2 separate regions of the Homo sapiens genome follow, and region 1 is linked to region 2. A link is a contact called in ENCODE Hi-C or POLR2A ChIA-PET data. All regions are on one chromosome and are shown on one strand. Each heading gives the region's core, a stretch centred on a gene start or an enhancer-like site at or near the end of the contact. The rest is flanking DNA. Distances are from core to core; before and after follow the strand shown.

Evidence for each region. Hi-C counts contacts between places; a loop is a spot of excess contacts on that map. ChIA-PET counts read pairs that join two places held with the same protein, here RNA polymerase II (POLR2A). Pooled maps may share reads with other maps.
Region 1: a loop to region 2 is called in a map of PC-3, with 4 times the contacts of the local background. The contact joins the promoter of SLC8A1 here to the promoter of SLC8A1-AS1 in region 2. A Hi-C loop is called at or near these places in 13 of 168 maps with a recorded cell type or tissue (Caco-2, IMR-90, MCF 10A and 9 more), 5 of 37 single-sample maps with no recorded cell type and 35 of 50 pooled maps. POLR2A ChIA-PET finds 5 or more read pairs at or near these places in 1 of 52 experiments (BJ).

Annotation. Positions count from the first base shown.
Region 1 is chr2:40,450,576-40,453,419 of GRCh38, forward strand. SLC8A1 (solute carrier family 8 member A1) reads right to left here and starts at 1,515. Exons shown (of 11, transcript NM_021097.5): 1 at 1,329-1,515.
Region 2 is chr2:39,916,298-39,919,144 of GRCh38, forward strand. SLC8A1-AS1 (SLC8A1 antisense RNA 1) reads left to right here and starts at 1,337. Exons shown (of 5, transcript NR_038441.1): 1 at 1,337-1,362.

The DNA.
Region 1 (2,844 bases), core at 265-2,764, 530 kb after region 2:
TCAGGACGCTTGTACTGTCTTCACCACATCTGTCATTTTTTAAAAAGCTTCTTCCACTACACCTCCCACTGATATCCTTTTTTTCTCTTTTTAGTCTTTACACCTCCAGCAGGACAAAGTTTGTATTGTTATATTCACAACCACTAGTAGCTGACTAGCAGGAGAGAGAGAGAGCGGCTTCAGGAGAGCCAGGTTCGGGGGCTTCAAAAGGATACCTAGCGCAAAGCATGACTTTCCAATGACTGCGTACAACATGCACATTGCTCTCTTCTAAAAATGCTTTGTTAAATTTCATCACCCCTGTTCTCAACTCAACCACTACCACTTTGGAGAGGGAAATACAAATTGCCAGCCCAAGCCATTCATCAAACAGCAACAGAATCCACGGGGTGGTGGGGGGGATAGAGAAGAGGCGGGGGTGATGCAGGGGGTGGATTTAAAGAATCAAGGATGCACACGTACTGTATTTTCAAGAGCATCGCCTGGGCGGATTTGGTTTCTTTGGCCGGCTGTCCAGCTATAAGACCGCCCTCTTCTTCATTAAGGAGGAGCCAAAAAGGATATCTTCACATCTCAGAACACAGACCATTTCCCCCAAGAGCCAGCAAAGCTCCAGAGGCAGAGAATGCAGCTGCAAAGTTCCCTTCCAATCTCTTGGGGAAAGATGCCTGTGTGTGCAGAATCCCCAAAGCACACCACGGCACAGTGCCCAGAGACGTGGACCCCGCAGCCCACTCCCTGCTACCCCCTACATTTCTTCCTCGTCTGTCTCTGCCCCGCCACACCTCCCTCCTCTCCGCAGTCCGTGGTGAATGAGCACCCAACGCCCGCTGGAAAACAGGGGGCTCGGAAATGTGGCCTTGGGGAAAGACCCCAGGGATTACCGGAAGGAGGGATGTCCGCGGAGAAGAGTCCAGTGGGTGGGGACGCCTGGATCCCCAGCAGCTCTGCATTCGGGGTGGACTTAGCTCTTCGCGCCCTGAATCCTCAGAGCCCAGCGCGGTGCAGGGTGCAGCATCTCTCCTTAGCAGCCCTTTCTTCCTCCGGCAGCCTGCACTGGCAGGCAGGCAGGCACCCTCACGCCCAGACGCACCAGCCCGAGCAATTTCACTCTGGGAAGCGCGGACACCCAGAAAAATGTGCAGGCGCGCACACACCACATCACACACACACACACACACACACACACACACACACACACACACACACAAATTTAGAAGCCGCTCGTTTGCCAAAGCAGAGGGAAGTGTAGCCTTATGAGCAGCAAATGGAAAATAGTTCTTGGTCTCTGACTAAATGCCTTCTGCCTGTCCATCATAAGATCCTACCTGGTTTGGGGAGTGTGAATGGATTCTTCCTCCGTTCCTCCACGCTAGTAGAAAATACGGCGCACTCCCTCCTTTTAAACAGCTCCCGATCAGGAAGAGGTCGCTCCCATCTTCTGTGGGAAGCACAAAGCAGGCGGCGGCGGCGGGCTGACTACCGTGCAGCGCCGGCGCGAGCGGGAGCCGCGGCAGCGGGCAGCGGTGCGCGCGGGCGGGAGGCAGGCGCGGAGGCCGGGAGGCTGGGAGGGCCGGGGCCCGGGCGCGCGCGCGCTCCCCCTCCCTCCCGCGCACACTCGCCCGCCCGCCGCCCGCAGCCTCGCACTCGCTCACACGCGCGCTCGGCCCCGCGGCTGCCGGGCGCCCCGGGGCCCCCTGCGCGCCCCTTGGGCTCCCCAGGCGATCGCGTCGGGGCAAAGCCGGCGCGTTTCTGGAGCACCGAGCGGGTGGGGAGCCCTTCCAGCCTCCCAGCCTCTGCCGGCGAGCAGCTTTTTCGATTTCCTGCCGGCTCTCGGCCCCGCAGTGCGTTGTGGCCGCGCGCTAGCGCTGTCTCTCGCACCCAGCCCATCGATGACACGCGCACACAGGCGCTGCAACTTTTCTTTTGAACCCTCTTCTTCTCTTCCGCAGACAGAACCCTGACCCCCAATTCGCCTACCCGTTTCTCACCTCTGACTTTGTTAATCCAACTATCTTTCTTCCCTCACTTCCTGCCCTTCTGCTAAAGGAAGCTTTCTTTTAGCAAAAGGATCTGGGCATATATCAATGATTTTTTTTTTAATCCTCACCCTGTGTTTTTCTACGTATCAGATATGCACAACTATACGTTGGCTACTAGATGCTGACACAAGCAAACAGAGATATTCGGGGGAGGGTGTCCCCCGGCCAAGAACTGGGACAGAGTCTCTGTGTTGGTATTTCCCTCAAAGATGCGTTTCACCTGGGAATAAAGACCCAGAGTCTGTTTCGTGTGAAAGGCGTGCTGGTTTTAAACTACAGTGAGGAGTAAAAGCCGAGCATTAAGGTTGAGTGGGAAAAAACCTAATGCAGCAATCGACGAACCATTCTTTGCCCTTTCCAAGAGAAGCATTATCATTGCCAATAAATCACTTTCCTCATAATTAATAAAGGAACACTGCACCAGGCCTTTCCTCTCTTGACAGCTCATTCATTCTTACAAACCCTTAATGACTTCACGTGGTGAAAGGCTAGACCTACTGTGGAGTTCACTAGCTTCCAAACCTGGCTGCGCATCACACACACCTGGGAATGTAGTCAGATGCTGTAGAATCTGAGGCCGAATCTGATGCAGACTCTCCCGTTGTAGGTCTCAAATGGGGCTCCAAATTAGTATTTTTAAAACACCAGTTGCTATCGGCCACTGGTGTCGTTTGCCAAGGTGTGTGGGGGGGTCAGGAGCAGCTACTTGGGGAAGGTGGGAGAAGGAGGGACCTGCAGAGCACAAGGCAGAAAGTTAGTTTTTTTTCGTGGAGACGTCCCCCCATACTTACAGTGCAACCAG
Region 2 (2,847 bases), core at 87-2,586:
CATGCCTGGCTAATTTTTTTTTGAATTTTTAGTAGAGATGGTTTCGGCATGTTGGCCAGGCTGGTCTTGAACTCCTGAACTCAGGTGATCCTCCTGCCTTGGCCTCCCAAAGTACTGGGATTACAGGCATGAGCCACTGCACCTGGTCCCACTATGTTTTCTTCTAATAGATTTATAGTTTTGGGTTTTACATTTACCTTTAATCCATCTTCACTTGATTTTTACATATGGTGAGATAGGGATCGGGTTTCATTCTTCTGCATGTTGATATTCAGTTTTCCCAGCAGTATTTATTGAAGAGAGTGTCCTTTTCCCAATATGTTCTTGGCACCTTTATAAAAAAAAATCAGTTTGTTGTAACTATGTGAATTTATGTATGGGGCCTCTGTTTCTTTCCACTGGCCTATGTGTCTGTTTTTATACTAGTACCATGCAATTTTGGTTACTAGAGTCTTGTAACATATTTTGAAGTCAGGTGGTGTGATGCCTCCAGCTTTGTTCTTTCTACTCAGGATTGCTTTGGCTATTCTGGCTCTTTTCAGCTTCCATATAAATTTTTGGATTGTTTTTTCTATTTCTGTGAAAAATGACATTAGTATTTTGATAGGGATTGCATTGGATCTGTAGATTGCTTTTGGTAGTATGGTTATTTTAACAATATTCTTCTGACGCATGAGCATGGGATGTCTTTCCATTTATTTGTGTTCAACTTTTTTCATCAGTGTTTTGTACTTTTCCTTATAGAAGTCTTTCACCTTTTTGGTTAAATCGATTCGTAGGTATTATATTTTACTTCTATAGCTGTTGTAAATGGGATTGTTTTCTTGATTGCTTCATCAGCTAGGTCACTAATCATGTATAGAAATGCTATGATTTTTGCATGTTGATTTTGTTTCTTGCAACTTCACTGAATGTATATATCAAATTGAGGGTTTTTAATGGAGTTTTTAGTTTTTTCTAGATATAAGATTAAGTTATTTGCAAAGAGAGCAACTTGACTTCCTCTGTTCCAATTTGAATGCCTTTTATTTCTCTTACCTGATTGGTCTGGCTAGGACTTCTAATATTATGTGATATGGTTTGGCTGTATGTTCCCACCCAAATCTCACCTGGAATTGTAATCTCCATAATCCCTACATGTCAAGCGCAGGACCAGGTAGAGGTAATGGGATCTTGGGGGCAGCTTCCTCCATGCTATTCTCATGATAGTGAGTTCTCATGAGATCTGATGGTTTCATAAGCATCTGGCATTTCCCCTGCTTGTGCTCACTCTGACCTTCCTCCCTACAAAGTTGTGTGCTTCTCCTTTTCCTTATGCCATGATTGTTAAGTTTCCTGAGGCCTCCCCAGCAATGCAGAACTGTGAGTCAATTAAACCTCTTTTCTTTATAAATTACCCAGTCTCAGGCAGTTCTTTATAGCAGTGTGAGAATGCACTAATACATTAAGTAAAATTCTAGTGGTGAAAGTGAAACTCTTTCCCCTAGGAACTCTTTCTAGTTCTTAGGGGAAAGAATGTCAGCTTTTCCCCACTCAATATCATGTTTACTGTGGGTTTGTCATATACAGCCTTTGTTATGTTGAGGTAAGTTCTCTTCTGTGCCTACTTTGTTGAGAGGTTTTATCATGAGGAAATGCTGAATTTTATCAGATGCTTTTTAAAAATCTATTGAGAAGAGCATATGGTTTTTGTCCTTCATTCTGTTGATGTGATGTATCACATTTATTGATTTGTGCGTGTTGAACCATCTTTGCATCCCTGGGATAAATCTTACCTGATTGTGGTGTTTCATCTTTTTGATGTGCTGTTGGATTTGGTTTGCTAGTATTTTTTTGAGGAATTTTGTATCTATGCTTATCAGGGATATTGGTCTGTAGTTTTCTTTGTTGTTGTTGTGTCTTTGTCTGGTTTTGGTATCAGGATAATGCTGGCCTTGTAGAATGAGTTGGGAAGAATTCCCTCCTTCTCAATTTAAGATAGTTTGAGAAGAATTGGTGTTGTTTGCAAGTTGGGTAGAATTTGGCAGTGAAGCCATCTAGTCCTGGGCTTTTCTGTGTTGGGAGACTTTGCTACTGATTCAAACTCTTTGCTCCTTACTCTGTATAGGTATTCTATTCCTGATTCAATCTTGGTAGGTTGTATGTGTCCAAAAATTTGTTCATTTCCTCTAGGTTTTCCACCTTTGTTGGCATATAGTTGTTTATAATTGTCTCTGATCTTTGTTGTTTCTGTAGTACCAATTGTAATGTTTCCTTTTTCATTTCTGATTGTTTGGGTTTTCTCTAGTTTTTTCCTTGGTTGGTCTAGCTATTGATTTTGTTTATCTTGTCAAAAAACCAACTTTTCATTTTATTGATTTTTTTATATTGTTTTTGGTCTCTTTTGTTTAGTTCTGTTCTAATTTTAAAATTTATTTCCTTCTACTTGTGTGTTTGGTTTTTCTTTCTCTTTTAGTTCCTTGAAGTGCATTGTTAGATGGCATATTTGAAATCTTTCTACTTTTTTGATGTAGGCATTTAGTGCTGTGTACTTCCATCTATATCCCATAGGTCTTGGTATACTGTATTTCAAGATATTTTTTGATTTGCTCAATTTCTTCATTGATCCAGTGGTCATACTGGAGCATGTTGTTTAATTTTCATGTATTTGCAGTTTCCAAAGTTTCTCTTGTTATTGCTTTTAGCTTTATTCCATTGTGGTCTGAAAAGATACTTGATGTGACTTCCATTTTTAAAAATTTGTTGAGGCTTGTTTTGTGGCCTAACATATGGTCTATCCTGGAGAATGTTCCATGTGTTGGTAAGAAGAATGTGTATTCTGCAGCTGTTGGATGAAATGTTCTATAA